4 separate regions of the Mus musculus genome follow, and regions 1, 2 and 3 are each linked to region 4. The links are chromatin contacts, found by POLR2A ChIA-PET in ENCODE. All regions are on one chromosome and are shown on one strand. Each heading gives the region's core, a stretch centred on a gene start or an enhancer-like site at or near the end of the contact. The rest is flanking DNA. Distances are from core to core; before and after follow the strand shown. Region 1 holds the start of Znhit2 (zinc finger, HIT domain containing 2). Region 2 holds the start of Ehd1 (EH-domain containing 1). Region 3 holds the start of Mus81 (MUS81 structure-specific endonuclease subunit). Region 4 holds the start of Malat1 (metastasis associated lung adenocarcinoma transcript 1 (non-coding RNA)).

What was found. ChIA-PET counts read pairs that join two places held with the same protein, here RNA polymerase II (POLR2A).
Region 1: POLR2A ChIA-PET joins it to region 4 with 15 read pairs in Patski. The contact joins the promoter of Znhit2 here to the promoter of Malat1 in region 4. POLR2A ChIA-PET finds 5 or more read pairs at or near these places in 4 of 5 experiments (Patski and embryonic stem cell).
Region 2: POLR2A ChIA-PET joins it to region 4 with 13 read pairs in embryonic stem cell. The contact joins the promoter of Ehd1 here to the promoter of Malat1 in region 4. POLR2A ChIA-PET finds 5 or more read pairs at or near these places in 2 of 5 experiments (Patski and embryonic stem cell).
Region 3: POLR2A ChIA-PET joins it to region 4 with 65 read pairs in Patski. The contact joins the promoter of Mus81 here to the promoter of Malat1 in region 4. POLR2A ChIA-PET finds 5 or more read pairs at or near these places in 4 of 5 experiments (Patski and embryonic stem cell).

Annotation. Positions count from the first base shown.
Region 1 is chr19:6,058,412-6,063,101 of GRCm38, reverse strand. Znhit2 (zinc finger, HIT domain containing 2) reads right to left here and starts at 1,895. Exons shown (of 1, transcript NM_013859.2): 1 at 634-1,895. The coding sequence starts at 1,875. The coding sequence ends at 676. Fau (Finkel-Biskis-Reilly murine sarcoma virus (FBR-MuSV) ubiquitously expressed (fox derived)) reads right to left here. Exons shown (of 5, transcript NM_007990.4): 3 at 4,530-4,674; 4 at 3,903-3,958; 5 at 3,578-3,753. The coding sequence ends at 3,628. Tm7sf2 (transmembrane 7 superfamily member 2) reads left to right here. Exons shown (of 10, transcript NM_028454.2): 10 at 29-281. The coding sequence ends at 189.
Region 2 is chr19:6,273,349-6,278,371 of GRCm38, reverse strand. It overlaps Ehd1 (EH-domain containing 1), which reads right to left and starts at 1,476. Exons shown (of 5, transcript NM_010119.5): 1 at 994-1,476. The coding sequence starts at 1,397. It overlaps Gm14963 (predicted gene 14963), which reads left to right and starts at 1,794. Exons shown (of 2, transcript NR_168273.1): 1 at 1,794-2,079.
Region 3 is chr19:5,484,817-5,489,824 of GRCm38, reverse strand. Mus81 (MUS81 structure-specific endonuclease subunit) reads left to right here and starts at 1,446. Exons shown (of 16, transcript NM_027877.4): 1 at 1,446-1,837; 2 at 1,934-2,063; 3 at 2,718-2,800; 4 at 3,237-3,338; 5 at 3,477-3,545; 6 at 3,711-3,796; 7 at 4,200-4,337; 8 at 4,472-4,567; 9 at 4,665-4,786; 10 at 4,869-4,966. The coding sequence starts at 1,703.
Region 4 is chr19:5,800,632-5,805,443 of GRCm38, reverse strand. Malat1 (metastasis associated lung adenocarcinoma transcript 1 (non-coding RNA)) reads left to right here and starts at 2,772. Exons shown (of 1, transcript NR_002847.3): 1 at 2,772-4,812.

The sequences.
Region 1 (4,690 bases), core at 646-3,145, 260 kb before region 4:
GGCTATCCCATGGGTCCCTTCCCTCCAGGGCTATCCCATCTGCTGCCCTACTTCTACGTCCTCTACTTCACTGCACTGCTGGTGCACCGCGAGGCCAGAGATGAGCAGCAGTGCCTCCAAAAGTATGGCCGTGCCTGGCAGGAGTACTGCAAGCGTGTGCCTTACCGAATCATACCCTATGTCTACTGAAGCAGGTCCACCTAAGAGGTTGAAAGCAAGAGGAAGCCACTGCTTCCAGAAGGAAAGTATTTTTCCCTGTTGAATAAATGTTTTCAACCTTTCCTGTGTTTTTCTTCTATCCTGGGGCCAGTGACTTGAGGCTTGGGGGTGACTAGTTGACTAAGGAAAGCTTAGAAGTGGTTTGTGGGTCCAAAAGTCTGACGAGGAGAGACAACTGGGCACCTCAGGCCTGGGGGATGTGATGTAGTTCAGTTATAGAGTGCTTGTGTAGCACACAGGACGCCTCGGCTATTCAGCACTGTGTACATTAGCAAGGTGGTTAACCCCTGTAACCTCTCACTGTCCAGGTGGGTGACAGATCAAAGTTCCAGGGTCATCCTCAACTACACAGTAACTTCAAGAGAAGCCTAGGACAGGGCACTATCTTTACGGAAAAGGCACTGCTGACATTCGGGCAGACCAGACACATCTTTATTAATGACATGGATACCCAGTTCAGCCAGGGAGTTCCTCAATGAGAGTCCTTGGAGTGGGTGGCACTGGGCCTCCCCAAAGCCGTTCTAACTCTCCAGTAAGCGTTGCCATCTCCTCAGCTGTCACAGCATGGGCTCGGTGGGCTCTGGCACAGTCTAGCGCCAGGGGTGTGAGGGCAGCCTCGTTTTCGTTGGTCCAAGCCAGCAGGAACTGGCACTTCTTCCGAGCCCGGTAAAGTCGATCTCGCTCTCCACCAATCACAGCCTGCTTCCGGGCTCGTCCCAGGGTCTGAGCTAGGTGCCCCAGTGCTGTCAGAGTGTAGCCTTTCTGATTGACTGGACCCTCGCCCAGCAGGATTCGGGCAACTTCTTGCATAGCACCCCGCGTACCCAGGGGCCCAGGTGGGTGCTCGCCCGCTTCCAGTACGTGGGCTGCGGCCTGCAGGGCTTCCTCTGTAGAGCCAAAGACTTGCTGGGCTCCCAGGGCCCCAGAAACATCGAGCAGGGTGGCACAGAAGTCAGAGAGTAGCGCGTCGTCGTCCCCTCCATGATACAGGGCGAGAGTATGAGCGTAGGCGAACAGCACGTTGGGCAGCTGGAAGCGCACCAGCGGCGATGCCGGGCTGCGGCTCAGACTGGCCAGTGCTGGGATGCGAGCAGGCAATGCTAGCGGTCTGGCGGCACAGGAGTCTTCAGCAAATGGCTCTGCGGCAGCGGCATCATCCCCAGATTGCAGCGCGGTCCTCGCAGGGGCGGGCTCCGGCTCCGCAAGATCTCTGTTCGCGGCATGATCCAGCTCCTCCAGCAAACGTGGGCCGGTGCCGCGGCCCCACCACCAGGGCCGCCACGGAGGCAGAAGGCGTCCGGCTTCGCCACGGCTCAGCAGCCGCTCGAACGCCGCCTTCTCAGCCGGCGTTAAACGTTCCCAAAGTCCAGAAAGGCCGCCCGGCCGCGCCCCGGGCCCGAGGCCTGCTTCCTCGGGCTCATCCTCGGCCTCGCGTTGTTCGCGCAGCCGGCGTAACGCGCCCGCCAGACGGCTGGGCGAAGCGCTTCGGCCACGGAGCTCTCGCAGCACTTGGTCGCGGTAAAAGTCTTCGGCGCAGGCGCCGTGCGCCCGGTAGCAGCGCAGCGAGCAGTAGGGAGCATTGCAGCGCGGGCAGGTGTAGCGCGCAGGCAGCGCTTCCCCGGCCGGGCAGAAGCCGCAGAGCCCAGCGGGCTCCATGGAAACTGGTGCCGCCTGTCCCGTATCAGCTCCGCCACTTCCGGCGCTTCTTTGGTTATTTCCGCCTTTATGTGTGGGGGTGGTTGGCGGGCGTGGCCTCCTTTCCGCACATTTCCGAAACTTCTCGGTAACTTTCGTGTCTCCAGTACTTCTTTGAGCAAGCGCAGAAGTCGTCCAAACTCTTCCAAAGGAACAGGTTTGCTCGCCGAATTTGGGAAAATCATGTCGCTAATCCCAGTTTGTTCTTTATGGTTGTACCAAATTGTACAAAAATAAACTACCTTTTAAATAACAAAACTAACCACCACCACCACCAAACAACACACCAGGGTCTTAGCAGGGCGTAGTGGCATACGCTTTTAATCCCAGCGTTGGCAAAGGTAGTCTGATTTCTGTGAGTTCCTGTAGTCAGTGCTTTCCAGGATACAGCTACATAGTCATGCTCTATCTTGAAAAAAGAAAAGGCCAACAAAATAATAACAACAGGCCGGACAGTGGTGGCGCACGCCTTTAATCCCAGCACTTGGGAGGCTGAGGCAGGCGGATTTTTGAGTTACGAGGCCAGCCTGGTCTACAGAGTGAGTTCCAGGACAGCCAGGGCTACACAGAGAAACCCTGTCTCGAAAAAATATTATTGATAATAATAACAGACAAAAATAAATGAATAAACCCGACATGTTTAACAAATCTGGAGCTCAAAATACGTAACACGTAAGCATATCAAATTGAGGCCAGCCTGGGCCTATGTGAGACCCTGAATCAAACAAACAAACAAACAAAAAACAACAAAACGATAACGAGGGGCTGGAAAGATGGCTTAGCAGTTAAGAGCACTGACTACTTCCAGAGGTCCTGAGTTCAAATCCCAGTAACCACATGGTGGCTCACAACCATCCATAATGAGATCTGATGCCCTCTTCTGAGGTGTCTGAAGTCAGCTACAGTGTACTTACATATAATAAATAAATCTCTTTTAAAAACCAACAATGTGGGCTGGTGAGATGGCTCAGTGGGTAAGAGCACCCGATTGCTCTTCCAAAGGTCCCGAGTTCAAATCCCAGAAACCACATGGTGGCTCACAACCATCTGTAATGAGATCTGACTCCTTCTGGAGTGTCTGAGGACAGCTACAGTGTACTTACATATAATAAATAAATAAATCTTAAAAAACAAACAAAAAAAAAAAAACAATGTTTTCCCTCAAGTTGTGTTGAAATTTAGTTTGTATTGTTAAGCATTATGAGGTCTATAGAGGGGTAGATGGGTGATCTGCCTTAGTGGATCATCTATAGGGCATGCCTGTAACAAAAACACTAGTGCCGTCATAATGGAAAGTGAACCAACACAAACCCAAAAGCTGTCTGGCAGAGCCCATAGAATCTGTACCTTTCCAATACCACTTGTCACATTTCTGTATTTCGGCTCAGCTATCCTTTCAGTAAACACATCCTCTGTGATCTTCTAAGGATTCCTTGTTTTTTTGTTTTGTTTTTCAAGACAGGGCTTCTCTGTGTAGCCCTGGCTGTCCTGGAACTCACTTTGTAGACCAGGCTGGCCTCCAACTCATAAATCCACCTGCCTCAGCCTCCCAAGTGCTGGGATTAAAGGCGTGCCCCACCACTGCCCCCCCCCTTTTTTTCCTACTTGAGACCAAGGCACTTTGCTAGCCTCTAGTCACAGCCTTACAAATGAAGAAAACATAAGAAGTCTGGACACAGTGGCTTTATTAGCATGGCAGGGTGGCAATAGGACTTAGGAATTGGCATTGGGGCCCTTCTTCTTCCCAAAGGTGGGCACAACATTGACAAAGCGCCGGTTGTACTGCATTCGCCTCTTGGCCCGGCCTGTCTTCTTCTTCTTCTTTTCCTGTTTGGCCACCTGAGGAAAGGAAGGACTGATCAGACCCTGGGTGACCTCTCCCATGCCTGCCCACCAGCTTCTCTCCATAAGAGAACACAGACGGGAAATCCAAAGGCCTTCACTTGGCTGTGATAGAAAGAAACAAAGTCCAAACACCAATCACTCACCTTGGGAGTCTGACCTCTCACTTTTCCAGCCCGAGCCAGGGAACCGTGAACTTTACCTGTGTTAGGGGTGGGGAAAGGGATCAGGTTAAGTAGCAAGGTCACGCCCAGAGCAACTCTTCCTCCCTCAACTCTTGAGCTTTTTAATGACAAGTTGGGCCCAACAAAGAATGAAAGTTGCACAGGCTTAGAGACAGGGTCACAACATAGCTGTCCACGTCTTGTCTTCCACTTCAAGTCACAACCAGTTTGTGCAGTGCTGAGAGCTGACAGATACTAAGGCAAGGACTCTAAAAACCAATCCATACTCTTAGCTAACATTCTACACACAGAGCAAAGACAGGAGGAGCACACTGAGAACCTAATAACAAGACTTTAATTATTATTACTTTCCTTTTGCTTTTTTCCTAGACAGAGCTCCTCTGTGTAGCCCTGGTTGGCCTGGAATTCACAGTGATCCGATTGCGTCACTGCCTCCCTACCACCAGGTTTTAGTGGGGATACTGAAAACCAGACTTAACTATCACTACGATCTAAAGTCCCTAGAAGGCACAAGTATACTATCAGAGAAAGGACCTATCACATGGTTTACCTACAGACATTCCATTAGCTCTGAAAAAAAGCACTCACCTCCCAGCATGCGGCCTGCTACTTCCAGAGTGGTCAGGGCCTCTACGCCACACTGGCCTAGGGTGGCCTCATCCTCCAGCGGCGAGCCTGCCAGAAGCACGACTTGATCTTCGGGGGCAATGCCTTCCAGGGAGGCCACATGATCCTTAAGGAAAAAAAGG
Region 2 (5,023 bases), core at 227-2,726, 470 kb before region 4:
CTAGGCAGAATGCAGAAGTCGAAAGGCATGTAGAGTCACTCCTTGAAAGAGGGAGCAGAGAGGGCAGGGTCTGTGAGTCCTGTCATACCTCCTGTGGGAGGAGTCTGGGATGCCCCAATGCCCTTAAAGATCCTGGGTGTTAAGAGCTCCTCAGGCAGGCCACTGTGATTCATTCATAGCATCCTGAGGGGCTGACTCTAACTCACCGGGAACTGGTTAAGCTGAGACTCCAGGAGACACACGAAGTCTATCCAATCTATCCTAGACTATGGGTCTGGTCATTTCAGGAGCCACAGTGTTACCACCCCCTGAAGTCCCTGAAGTCTCCTGAGGCAACACTGACTTAAGCTTTTTTTGTTTTGTTGTGTTTGAGACAGGGTTGTCTCCTGTACTCCTGGCTGGTTTGGCATTCACGTAAGTGCTGCTTTTAGGAGGGGTGTTGGGACTCCTTCATCCCCTGCCTTCAAAGGGGGCTGCCCCCAAATCAGCAGACCAAAGCATAGCCTCCGCGCCCTTCCTACACAAAACCACTGGTCCCTGGAGATGTGACGCAGAGAGTGACACACTAGCAAAAGGAACATCTAAGTCTCGAGGTTTCCCAGGACACACACTTTAAAAACGGACCCCAGAGGAGGAGGGGGATTCATGAGAATGAGCTGGGTGCCTCCAGAATGAGGAACAAGAAAGGGGGGACAGCAATGGTTCATCTTCTCACAGCAGCCCCCCGCTCTGTGGGAAGTAGGTCTGGGGTCTGCAGGAGGATGTGAGAGTTAAACTGAAAACCTGGAAGGTTCTGGGAATGACAGAAGCCAGAAGAGTGGACGATGCCTAGTCTCTAACTTCTCTCGGGTAGTTAGTGGGACGCAGCAAAGCCGGTGTCCCTGGGAGTGGTCGCCTAGGGTCTGGCGGGGGCTCTCGGAGACAAAGGCCGGCTGGGGGCAATGGCTCCGGAGGCCTTTGGTATCCTCGCGCTGGGGGGCAAGGGGTGGGTACCTGTTGAGGAAGGCGTTGCCGAAGGCGTTGAGCTTGCGGAAGGGGCGCCGCGGGTCCACGACGAGCGCGTTGCCGGGCACCACGCCCTCGGTGGGGCCGTGCATGACCGCGATGAAGGAGTCGGTGGTGGGCTCCGGCCCGATGCGCATCCCCGGGAAGTCCTGCTCGATCAGGTGGCGGATGAAGGTGGTCTTGCCGGTGCTGTACTGGCCGACCAGGAGCACCATCGGCTTGTTGTCGAAGTCAGCGTCCTCCAGCGCGGGCGAGTGGAACTCGTGGAAGCGATAGTGCTCCTCCAGCGGCAGCAGCTTCTGCGCGTACAGCTGCCGCAGCCCCTCGGCCACCGTCTGGAAGAGCTCCGGCTCCTTCTTGCGGCGGGCATCCTTGCTCACCCAGCTGAACATGATGCCGGAGACGGGGCTGGCTGCTACAGGACGGAGCGGTGGCTGAGCGGGACTGGGGCGCGCGGCCGAGGAGGGGCCGGCCGGCCGGCGGAGGGCAGAGGGGCAGGGGGCGGGGCGCTGCCCGCACCGCGCAGGCGCAGGCTCGAGGGCCGGCGTGAGGACCACGACAGCGCCCTCTGCCGAGGGTCGCGCGAACCTCGTCGAGCCGCCCCTTTATAATAAGCCGGAGCCCGGCGTTCCCGCACGCTGGCCGCCGCCTCGAGGCTGGCCCGAGAGGAGGCGGGGGAAGAGCCCTCCAGGCCCCGCCCCATTCGCGTGCCACGTCCTCTTCTGCTTCCCATTAGCTGATTTCAAATATCGCGAGCTCGTGGCTGCGGTGCCTTGGCAACCGCACCTGTTTTGCTCCGCCCCTCGAGGGATGGCTCGTGGAAGTGTGGCGGTCGCGGGTGCCAGAGTCTGGCGTCGAGATGTACTAAGTCTGAGCACCATCTAGCACGTGTGGGCTTCCGGACACCCCCAAGTACTTCAGCTGCGCTCCCCAACTGCAGTGTTTCCGCTGGCTAGGAACTCCCAAAAGCATCGGGAGCCTCACCCTTTGGTCTTTTAGCGACTCTGGAGAGGGACAGGACAGCGGGAATAGGGAAAGCCGAGGGAGTACAGGACACCGGGAAGAGGAATATCGGTAAGGAAGGAGGAAGAGTGCGCTGGGACTCCACTCAGACTGATGGGAGAGGGACACGGCAATGGAAACAATTGACGTGACCTAGCGGGGAGTTTTCACCAAGGCGGTGCCAGCTGCGGAATGGGGTAAAAAGTTGCAGCTTTCTGGCTAGATGAGTTTGGAGGAAGTGAAATCGGAAATACCCTTTGTAAGGAAGAGGGGCAGTGTTGAGCAACAATGAAATGTTGTGGGAACTTAGGGGAAATTAAAAGCCCCAAAATTTCCGCTTTCCTGTCAGGGACACCACCAGTACCATCTCTTGTTCCGTTCTGAGTCCCAACCTGTTTCCAGTTGGTAGCTGTTCCCCACCATCATACCTGGCCACACCTAAGCCCCCTTGGCTGTGTCTGCTGGTGTCTAGTGGGTGATGTCAGAGATTTGGGGACTATGATTGTTAGGTAACTAATATCAGGTCACCCAAGTGGCAGGAGGATCTAAGGGCCATTGGAGAAGTCTAAAAGGCACCGGAGGAGTTGTTTAGCACACAGTTGTGGTCTCAACTGTTTGGAAAGGTTGGAGGATCACTTGAACCCATCGATTTGAGGCCAGCCTCGACAACAGACGCTGTCTTAAAAGAAAAAAAAAAAAAGACAAAATATTTATCGATGAGGCTAAATTCATAGCTTAGTGGTAGAAGCACTTGCTTAGCGTGCACAAGCCAGTAGGGCCCATCCCCAACAGCACTAGAGCCAACAGAAAATCATGGGAACTTGAAAGCCTTGGATCCCACTTGAAAACTTTGATTTGGAAGCCTGTGAGCTAGACACCTATGTGGGGTTAGGCGGGGAGAAAACAGTGGGATCTCACAGGAAGAAAGAGCCGTGTGTATATTGAGGGATCTCAGTCAAGTGGGATCCAGAGAAGGCAAGGTGGGAAGGTTCAGAGATCATTGCCAGAGACAAGCAAATCCCAGCCTGCCTGCAGGCTCTGGGCCAGGCTTCTTCTTTGATCTGGAGTTTCTCCTTTTTTGTGTGGTGGGGGGGGTATTGTGAGTGTGCCATTTGGTGAGTGTGCTATGGGGGTGTGAGTGTGCTATGGGGGGGTGGGATGAGTGTGCTATGGGGGGGTGAGTATGCTATGGGGGGGTGAGTGTGCCATGGGGAGGCAAGTGTACTTTGGTGGAGGGGGTGAGTGTGCCACGGGGGGGAGGGGGATGAGTGTGCCATGGGGGAGTCAAGTGTACCATGGTGGAGGGGGTGAGTGTGCCATGGGGGAGTCAAGTGTACCATGGTGGAGGGGTTGAGTGTGCCATGATACAAGTCAGAAGACAACTTTCTGGAGTTCCCTGTTGAGGCTAGACTTTGATTCTTCCTCCCAGCCCCATGCTCCCAGGAATAAGACTCAGACTAATAATGTATTTACAAAGATCTAGGCCATAAGCTAGGCTCTTCTCTGACTAGATCATAGCTAAATAGAACCCATTTATAGTAACCTACATTCTGCCTTGGCTGGTTACCTGTGCTCAGGTAGCATGCTCCTTACATCTTCCTGGCAAATCTCCCACCTCCTCCTCTCTCAGAATTCTTTCTCCTCCATATGTTCCACCTTCTATTTCCTTCTTAAGCCATAGGCCATAGGCGTTTTAGTTAACAGGCAAGGCATGCATATGCTTCATAGCTGTTCCTCTACAACTCTCTCCTTCTACCATGTGGGCCCTGGATCAACAGCCCTGACAAGTGTGTTGTCCTACTGAGCTGTCCCGACAACCCTCATCTCATTAGCCTTCTTTCCATCCATCACAATAAGGCGCAGAAGTCACGGGCCCCCATTTTTAGGAAGAAGCTCTTGGACAGGGGCTGTGACCATCAGCTGTGTGCCAACTCGTGACAGGAGCCTCAGGCAAGCCCAGTCCAGACCTTGGCCAGCCTTGGACGCTAAATGATTTCTGCCTCCTACGCAGCCTAGATGAGGGTCCGCCCCGGAGATGTAATTTCAGGGCTGGTTCAGAGAAGAGCCGGAGGCAGAGGATCCTAAATGAGGTGGTTGTTTAGCCGTCTGGATAACTACATGATACTGTGTCTCCAGCAACACTCAGACTGACCGGTCATGGTCTTCACGTCTCCCCAGAGTCCTGTGTGCTGAGAAAACCCAGCCCCAGAAAACAGAAAACAAAATGTCCCTGGGTTATTTATAAATGAGATGAGATGTGTGCGTCCACTCAGCTTTGTCCAAGGAACTGAGAGGGCCAGAAGGGCTCCTCACCCTTCCTCTTTCCCTCCCTCACTGAGGCTCAAGGGGCCCAGAAATTAATTCCCTACTTCCCCGGGTCCTGGGTACCTTCCTACCTTGTAATGTCCCAGATTGCAAAACTCCTAATTTCCCTCCCATTTTTGAGTAGGGCACTTGCTGTTTGGTGGCAAGGCGTAGAAAGTGAACAAGCCATGCACTGTTGGTTTCTCTGCTGTTTGGCCTTCTGTCTGCCGAGTCACAAACAGATGGGCAAGAGTCAAGGATTTGCTTAGCTCGTAAACTGCCCACTGCCAGTGATGTTTGCACACACACCACACACACCCACACACACACACACACACACACACACACACACTGTTAGGACAAGCATTGTCCCCAGCAGAAATCTCCCACTTCCTTGCCTTCAGTCTCCTTGGTCCCCTATTGCCCTGATCTAAGAAAGTATTTTTGGGCTGGTCCTGGTGGCACCTGCTTTTAATGCTGGCATTCAGAAGGCAAAGGCAGGCAGGTCTCTGTGAGTTCCAGGCAAGCCTGGTCTACAGAGTAAGTGCCAAGATAGCCAGAGCTGCACAGAAGAGAAAAAAAGTGTTTGCCAAATCCCTAAAGACAAATTTTATTTTGAAAACAACGTTGTATGTTGTGTATGTGTGTGTATATGTGTTGTATATGTGTTGTATATGTCTGCAGTGCCATTGGAGGCCAGAGAGTATCAGAT
Region 3 (5,008 bases), core at 197-2,696, 310 kb after region 4:
CAGGGCTACACAGAGAAACCCTGTCTTGAAAAATCAAAAAACAAAACAAAACAAAACAAAACAAAAAAAAAACTTCTTTATGTTTCTTTTACGATACAGGAAAAGGAATACTTCAATTTAATTCCAGAGTTGATAGGTTTATGATCATTTTAGCACAAAGACTGAAGAGAATCTATATGAAAGCAAAAGTTTAAAATAAACTGGGGTGGGAACTCCAGGAGAATTTCTCTGACCTGAAACAATGACCATGGCCTTAGAAAAAAAGGGCAAAGTCGCAAACAACTCAGAGGCAAAGGAAACCGGGGCCCTTGACCTCCCCAAGCTGAATAAAGGGTGTAAAAGAGGAGCTTCCCCAGGAGCGAGGCAGCACGCAGAGGATGCCGGGGGTTGTAGTCAGGGGATTGTAGTCAGACTGCACCCGTGGGCTACACTGCGGGAGCTCCAGGTGACTGCACCCGTGGGCTACACTGCTGGAGCTCCAGGTGGAGGCCGAAGCTTGACCCCCTTCTCTCCCAAGGGCCCCTCCTAAGGAGAAGGCTGGCTCCACCTTTTTCGAGACTAGCAGTTTCCCAGAGCAACGGGGGGAGGGGCCACGCAGTTACCCTGGAGACGCACTCCTTCCGCCCCTGGTCGCGGGATGCCCTAGATGTCCTTATTAGGGCATAAGCCTCCAGAGGGCGTGCCCAGTCCAAGCGCCAGCTGCAGGCTCCTTATAAGGCTGCTTGAGGAAAGAGGCGGGTGCACAAAAGCTAGACTGAGAAGAGGGTCTGCGAATTGGGCTCCCGACGACTTCCGGAGTGACAGCGTGACAGCTGAAGACCGTGCGTTGTTCCAAACACTGAAGGGACCTCTATGTTCTATTGAGCCCTGTGTCCCTCAGCTTGAGACATCCCTGCCCCAGCAAGGTTCCCACCTTCATCCTCCCTGAGGCTCCTTCACTTTTAATGAGCCACAGAAGCGAAGTGTCTAACTAGCATCCCCGGGATCCAACCATGTGCCCACATTCGAACTCTCCACCTTCTAGGATACACCTCTTATTCCTCCTTGAAAGGGAGGAATTAAATACACATCTTCGCCATTCACCTAGCCTGAGTCTTCTGTGCACAAATATCCCCGACTTGGCACATTTCGAGATCTTTCTGCTTCTGCCTTAGCTTTATTTCATTCCTTGTACCCCTTTAAGATGTCCCTCCCACAAATATTCTTGGACTTGTGTCCGTCCCTCTCCTCCACTTTTCTTAAGCCCTCTTTTTCCCAGCCTCTTCTACGATAGTGAGCCTGAAATAGCCTTATGAGACCTTGAAGCAAGCCAAGTTCAGGTTTCTGAGTGTACCCCCACACCGGCCCTCCCAGTCACAGGGGGCGCTGTCCTCCTTTTTAACAGTCAGTACACAAAAAAAAAGAGTCTGCTCTCGAATTTTTGGGTGAGAGGAAAGGGTGGGTCAAAGCTCCATGGCCTGGGTGGGGCCTGTCCAAAAGGCTGGTGCCGGCGGGCGAATGGGGGCGGTTCTAAGGAAAGGCCGTGCAAACCGAGCTAGCCTCTTACTGCATAGTACATGGCGAAAGGAGGTCATTCCATGAGCTGGTGCCCTGCTAGGTTGGAGAGACCCTACCCTCAAACAAGTGTTCTTATACCAACTGAATTGTCGCGATCCTAGTCTCAGGGGTTTTTTGAGACTCTGAAGGAGCCAGTCTAGTTCTTATGGCGGAGCCGGTCCGCCTGGGCCGGAAGCGTCCGCTGCCCGTTTGCCCCAACCCGCTCTTCGTTCGTTGGCTGACCGAGTGGCGGGACGAGGCAGCCAGCAGGGGGCGCCACACGCGTTTCGTGTTTCAAAAGGTGAGTCCCAGCTGTTTCTGGTGACAGTGCTCTGGCAGAGTCAGGTGATCCGTGAATCCTAGTTTGATAAGCTCTCTTCTCCCTTGTGTTCGCCAGGCATTGCGCTCCCTCCAACGGTACCCGCTACCATTGCGCAGCGGGAAGGAAGCCAAGATACTCCAGCACTTCGGAGACAGGCTCTGCCGCATGCTGGACGAAAAGCTGAAGCAGCACCTAGCATCAGGCGGTGAGCACCTCAGGGAGTTGGTGTCTCCTAAATTTCTTAGGTGCAGGCTGTGTCTACTCTGGCTTCAAATTACCCCCTCACAACGTGGTTGCTGTTCGACCCACGACTAGTGATTGTTGATGCTCCCTAAGCCTCCTGGTTCTCAACGAACAGAGCTAGCCGCCTGAGATTGGTGGCATTGTGAAACAAGTCTGTAACCATTTAGGAGGTGGGGGTAGAAGACTCAGGCGTTCAAGAGCATTCTCAATTTCATAGTGAGTTCGAGGCTAGCCTGGGCTATCTGAGACTATCTCCAAAAAAAAAAAGTGACATGGGTAGGGCATGGTGATTTGTACTTTTAATCCCAACACCCAGAAGAAGCAGGGGCAAGAGAATCTTTGTGAGTTTGAGGTCAGCCAGGGCTTGACGCAGTGAGCCCCTGCTTCCAAACCAAAACCCCAATTCGGGGGAATCCAGCCCCTACTTCTGACCTCTTCTAGTATTGCATGCAAGTGATGCATAGACATACTCACAGGTGAAACACTCATACACATACAAGAAAACACAAAAACGTTTTAAAATATGACACTCAAATTCACACACTGAGCAACTCCATCTAAGCTCCTCCGGGCAGCCAGACTGTGTGCAGGACTAACTCTCTTCTGATCTCTATAGGTGACCATGCCCCCAGCTCACCATCTGGAAAGAAGGGAGCCAGCAAAGGGCCACCTGAGCAAGTCCAGGACTCTTCCATGCCAGTGAGGATTGGGAAAGGAAGTAGAAAGCTAAATGGGGGGAGGGGTCGTTGATTGTAGACTTCTTGGTTTGAGGGGTTGAACAGCCCTGGATCCAGCTCTTATTGATTGAGATTGGCTTGGGACAGTCTCTTACCCTCTTTGAGAGGCACCACCTTAAATCCTAAGTAGGATTATTGGGATCACGGTAGTCAGACTCCCAAAGAGAGCTGCCAAAAGATCCAGCCCAGGAAGTTGTGGGACGTGTACCATGTTACTGTTCTCCAGGGGTTGGGGCTGGGCCTGGGCCTGGGCCATACCCCCAACTTTTGCTCTGGCCACCATCACATTCCAGATTTACTAGGGCTTGTAGCCTCATCTCCCTCGCCAGGCCCATGGGGCCTGCTGAAACCTCAGCTGACAGGCATTGGAATTCAGCGAGCCCCTCTGTCTCTCTCAGGTTCCCACCCAGCCTCAAGCAGGAAGCACCAGTGTTGGCTATTGGCCAGCTCAGAACTCAGGTGCTCGAGAGATCCTGCTGCAACTCTACAGGGAGCACCTGGTGAGCAAGTCAGGCGCGTGGGTGGGGCAAAGCAGCAGGCTCACAGAAATATGCCTGGACAGCATGCAAACTGGCCACCGCATAGCAGGGGGAGGAGCGCTGGACCTGAACCTACGCTCACTTCAACCATTGTTTCAGAATTCTGATGGCCACAGCTTCCTAACCAAAGAGGAGCTGCTGCAGAAGTGTGCCCAGAAGACCCCCAGGGTGAGCATCTTCTGAGAGTGGGCAGGTAGATCCCATGGCAGCTCTCCCTCCATGGCAGGCACCCTTGGTATGCAGCCTGATCCAAATGTGGCATATGGCTAGGGGCCCGGGAAGTGTAGGCTTGGAGTATTAGGGACTCTCTGAGGGTCTCCATCCCTTTCACAGGTAGTGCCTGGAAGTTCGAAACCCTGGCCTGCCCTCCGGAGCCTCCTCCATAGGAACCTCATCCTTGGAACGCATCGGCCAGCCAGGTTGGGCGAGCAGCAGGGAGCACACAAGGCAGGGATGGGACACATGCAGGAATTAGGACATTCTTAGCCTCTCTCATGGCCCAGAAAATCTCACACCTGGTGCTACTGAGCCTGGGGATGGCCAGCCTGCCTGCTAAAGAGCCTGATATTGGAGATCTGGAAAGTATAATCCTCTGAGGGGAGGGAGGACGGTGTGGTGCTGAGTGAAGACAGGGGAAGGACTTGGGAGACACATCACAAAGCTGAGACACAACTAGGGAGGTCCTGAGGAAGTTGACCTGAGGGACAAGGACACAGAGGAGATGGAGAGCCACTGAACTTCTATCCAGGCTCACCTAATGGACAGAAAGAGAGCGTGCCAGGGATAAAGAAGACGGAACTTCATGTGTCCCTCACCTCCCAGGTATGCACTCACACCAGAGGGTCTGGAGCTGGCTCAGAAGCTGGCCGAGGCGGAAGGCCTGAGCACTCGGCACGCTGGCTTTAGGCCAGAGGAACATCACGGAGAGGACTCAGCAGTTCCAGAAGCCTTGTCAGAACCGTAAGAAAAAGAAATGGGGGCAGCCATACCTTTCTCCCTGAGACTAATAGCTGAACCAGTTGCCCCTGGGATTTAGGGGAACTACCCTGGCACTGAAGGTTCTGGCCTTATGCATAGCCTCCATTCCATTATAGTGGCACCACCGAGGGGGCCGTCCAGCAGAGACCACTGGAGCTAAGGCCTAGCGAGTACAGAGTGCTGTTGTGTGTGGACATTGGCGAAACCAGAGGGTAAGGAAATAGGGGAAACTGTAAAAACGACTTGAGGATGCTGGAATGTGGCGAGTGCTGGCTCACCCTGACTTGGCCTTCCTTCTTGAAATATCAGGGCAGGACACAGGCCAGAAATGCTCCGAGAGTTACAAAGGCTGCGTGTGCCCCACACCGTACGCAAGCTACACGTTGGAGACTTTGTGTGGGTGGCACAGGAGACCAGGCCCAGAGACCCAGGTAAAGGGTCTTGGATAGACAAGGGAGGCTGGCCTAGGTAGAGACAGGGAAGGCAGGAAAGCTCTTCTTGGTTTCTCCGCAGAAAGACCTGGGGAGCTGGTCCTGGACCACATTGTGGAACGCAAGCGGCTAGATGACCTATGCAGCAGCATCATTGACGGCCGCTTTCGGGAGCAGAAGGTGCCTTAGTCAGCCTGCCTCACTCCTTGCTTACCTCAACAT
Region 4 (4,812 bases), core at 1,523-4,022:
AGTGCCGCACAGCCATTCCAAAAGCAAGGAAAAGTTTGTATGATGTGTGAAGGAATCAAGAAGATGGACTTACAGACAAGCACTTTAGGGGGCGAGGGAAGGAAGGGGGAAAGGCTTGCCTAGTTTCCCTTATCTGCAGGGTTTCTAAAACAACAACAACAACAACAACAAAACAAATCTCCATAGTTTATGCCAGAAGTGAGCCCCGCCTTTAATCCCAGCACTCAGAAGGTAGATCCTGACAGATCTGAGTTTCCAGGCCAGCCAGGGATACAGTTTTAGGACAATATGGCAGTGAGACTCTGTCTCAAAACATGTCACCCTATACACTTTATCATTTTTTTTAATTCCAGACAGGGTTTCTCTGTGTATCTCTGGCTGTCCTGGAACTCACTCTGTAGACCAGGCTGGCCTTGAACTCAGAAATCTGCCTGCCCCTGCCTCCCAAGTGTGCCACCACTGCCTGGTGACTTTATTTTTATTTTATTTTTTAAAGAAACAACAACAAAGCGTGGGGTCTCCTATCTGTCTTGGCTCACCTGGAACCCTCTATGTAGAACAGCCGGCCCCGAACTTGCAGAGATCCAGCCCTACCATTTTAAAGATTGGTTTCATTTCCCTGGCCTCCAGAACGGTCTTAGACCCTCCCCCCAGCAGAAGCAAAGCAGAAACAGAAGGTCGGGGGAGGAGAGGGAGGTGGGTAGGTTAAGAGGAACGATGAAGAACACCTTCTGCTAGTTAACTTTGCCTAATTATAGATGAATCACAGATGCCCGACACTCAGATCACCGCCCATAATTTAGGTGACTCAAGTTTTTGTCCTTTCAGAACTAAAATTCTAAAAAATTTCCAGGCCCAAAGCATCCATCAAGTGTGCCTCTAGAGAGGAACCGTTTGCACTCAGTAACATTCCATTCTTTAGGGCTTCTTACAGACAGAAAAAGAGAAAAGTAGGGCAGTTTTGCAAGGGTCACCTGAAAGCTGCTTAAACAAGCCCCAGGCTTGGTACACACAGCTTTAATCCAGCACTTGTGTAAGGACCTGAGTTTGAGGCCAGCCTGGTCCAGAAACCCTGTCTCAGGAAAAATAAATAAGGAAGAAAGAAAAAGCTTAAACTGGCCATTGGGATGGGAAGGGAGGCAATGGTCTAACACTGGACCTCCAGCTTTGCTAGAGCCCCACCTCAGTCTAAGGGTGCCTCTCTCCTTTAGTTTTATAATAGAATATTCATGTAATTTTATGTCCTTAGTGACTATCAGCCTGTATGGTCATTAAGTTCTGTCTACCCTGGGAAAGCCTCTGCCCAAACCTCCCTATTCACAGGTCCTAGAACGTAGAGGTGGGGAGCAGGACGGTGCCGCCAGGCCGTGTGCGATCGCGAGCTCTGGATCTCAATGCGCCCCGGGGCGCTGTTTCCCACGACTCCAGCAGCTTTTCTAAAAATCCAGGCAGCCTCCAGTTTACGGGATCAACCCGAGACTCGCTTCCCTTTGAAAATTCTAGAGTATAAAGTAAACGTACGAGCAAAGTATGTGTCTTAACACTTAATGGATGACATAGAGACCAAAAAAGCCATGTCCGTGGGCCCAGTAGGCCGCAATAAGGGGCGACCAGGAAACTGCAGCACAGCCCCCCGCAGCCGCCCTGCTCCCACACCAGTCATTCCAGCACCGTGGTGAAGGCGCTTGGGGGCGGGGCGGGGCGCGCCTGCGCAGCGAGGCTCTGCAGCAGAAACTTTGCCTAGACCGGCTGGAACCGGTTAGAACCGGTCGAACCCGGCCGGCTGCCAGCCCTCGATTCAGCAGCTCACAAAGGGAGGCGGCGACTCACGACCCGCGTATCCTTGCGCCTCTCCCCACCCCCTTTGTCCTCGCGACGGGTTCCGCGGTCCTCCCCGCCCTCCCTGGCGCGGCCCCCGCTTTCTGCGCCCAGTGACGCTTTCTCCATGGTCCTGGGAGAAAGAGAAAAACATCCTTTCCCCTCCGTCGTAGTTTTAGGAAGCGATGAGATAGACCTGGGGACCTTGCCGCCACGGGCCGGGCTCTGACGGTTATTAGCGCAGTGCGGGTGGTGCTCGGCATGGCCGCCAAGGTCGCCGTGCCCTCACCTGCAGCGACCATGGCCTTGCTGGGCTGAGACCGCAGCCTAACATGGCGGACGTAGGCAAGCACCAAAGCGCTCGTGTACCCGGGCTCGGAAAAGTGGCCCCGAGAGCAGCCGGAGGCTGCAGGTCGTCCCTACAGGAGCATTCCCAGTATAAACCAGTACAAAGTGTCACCACCTCAGAAGCCACTCGCAGGGCCGGTCACTTTCCGAGAGACCTCCATCTTGTTTCGCATGAAATGGCAGCCGCTCGGGGAGTTACAAAATGGGAAGTGGAAGCTGAAGCTGTGGGAAAGCCTGTTTTAACACTTGCAACATACGCTATACCCTCTGTCCTCCCAGGAAAACGCAAAAGGTGTTGAAACATCTGAAAAACTTGGGGCTCCCATTTTTAATAGCTATTAGTTCATGTTTTTTCTCCTTGTGACCAGAAATTTTAAACCTATTTGTACCTATTTAGCTGGTACAAGCTAAACATTTCTCTGTATTAGCAAGGTCCAAGAGGCCCACACGACGTCAAGAAAAATCTAGAAACTTGGAAGTCAGGATCTATTTTTAACTCTCTGAGGAACTATTTTTCTTCCTTCACCAAGGTGGTGGAGGGTTACTAGGTTCCGGTGGAGTGACGTGTCCCTTTGCAATAAATACCGGCGCTCCGGGCTCTGCGTCAGGCATTCAGGCAGCGAGAGCAGAGCAGCGTAGAGCAGCACAGCTGAGCTCGTGAGGCAGGAGACTCAGCCCGAGGAAATCGCAGATAAGTTTTTAATTAAAAAGATTGAGCAGTAAAAAGAATTAGAACTCTAAACTTAAGCTAATAGAGTAGCTTATCGAAATATTACTTAGTCTTAATAATCTAAGAAGATCTTAAGAGATAACATGAAGGCTTATTTAAACAGTTTGAAAAAGGAAATGAGGAGAAAAGTATTTGTACTGTATAATGGAGGCTGACCAGAGCAGTTTAGGAGATTGTAAAGGGAGGTTTTGTGAAGTTCTAAAAGGTTCTAGTTTGAAGGTCGGCCTTGTAGATTAAAACGAAGGTTACCTAAATAGAATCTAAGTGGCATTTAAAACAGTAAAGTTGTAGAGAATAGTTTGAAAATGAGGTGTAGTTTTAAAAGATTGAGAAAAGTAGGTTAAGTTGACGGCCGTTATAAAAATCCTTCGACTGGCGCATGTACGTTTGAAGGCATGAGTTGGAAACAGGGAAGATGGAAGTGTTAGGCTAGCCGGGCGATGGTGGCGCACGCCTTTAATCCTAGCACTTGGGAGGCAGAGGCAGGCGGATTTCTGAGTTCGAGGCCAGCCTGGTCTACAGAGTGAGTTCCAGGACAGCCAGGGCTACACAGAGAAACCCTGTCTTGAAAAAACAAAAAGGTTAGGCTAGTATTTGGAGAAAGAAGATTAGAAAATGGAAGTGAAAGACGAAGAAGACATACAGGAAGGTGAAGAAAAAGCTGTTAGAGAAGATAGGAAAATAGAAGACAAAGCATCTTTAGAAGACAGAAAAGGTACTTAAAGGCACAGGTAGTAGGAAGCCGAAGAATAGAAGATAGAAAGAAGCAAGATAGAAAAACAAAATGGAAGTTAAGACAACTTTGGATGCCAGCATTCAAGATAGGCAAAGAAGATAAGATTGAGGCCAAAAGGTTGGATAAGATATAAAGTCAGAAGGAAATTATCTTTAAAGCCATAAGTTCAAATTTCTGATGGAGCGAGCAGTTTAGAAGAGTCTTTAGACAGCCACATACAAGATTGAAGCTAGCAATCAAAGCTACTAGGACTGAAGTAAAAAGTTAAGGCAGAATGCCTTTGAAGAGTTAGAAGAATATTAAAAGCCTTAACTTGTAGCTTAATTTTGCTTGATGACAAAAGGACTTTTGATAACAGTTTCAAGATTGTCAGCATTTTGCATTGGACTTGAGCTGAGGTGCTTTTAAAATCCTAACGACTAGCATTGGCAGCTGACCCAGGTCTACACAGAAGTGCATTCAGTGAACTAGGAAGACAGGAGCGGCAGACAGGAGTCCCGAAGCCAGTTTGGTGAAGCTAGGAAGGACTGAGGAGCCAGCAGCAGCAGTGCATGGTGAAGATAGCCCAGGAAAGAGTGCGGTTCGGTGGAGGAAGCTAGGAAGAAGGAGCCATACGGATGTGGTGGTGAAGCTGGGAAAGGGTTCCAGGATGGTGGAGCGAGAGCGAGTTGGTGATGAAGCTAGCTGGCGGCTTGGCTTGTCAACTGCGCGGAGGAGGCGAGCAGGCATTGTGGAGAGGATAGATAGCGGCTCCTAGACCAGCATGCCAGTGTGCAAGAAAGGCTGCAGGGAGAGCATGCGGTGCGGTAACATTCCTTGAGGTCGGCAACATGGTGGTGGTTTTCTGTAACTTGGATGGTAACTTGTTTACTTTGTCTTAATAGTTATGGGGGAGTTGTAGGCTTCTGTGTAAAGAGATATATCTGGGGCTGTATGTAGGCCTTTGCGGGTGTTGTAGGTTTTTCTTTTTCAGGGTTATGTCCTCTTGCATCTTGTCAGAAGCTTTTGAGGGCTGACTGCCAAGGCCCAGAAAGAAGAATGGTAGATGGCAAGTTGTCTTTAACCGCTCAGAGGGGAATGAATGGTAGAGCCAGCACAACCTCCCAGTTTTGTAAGACGTTGTAGTTTGAACAGATGACCTACCACAAGCCTCACTCCTGTGTAGGGGAGGTAATTGGGC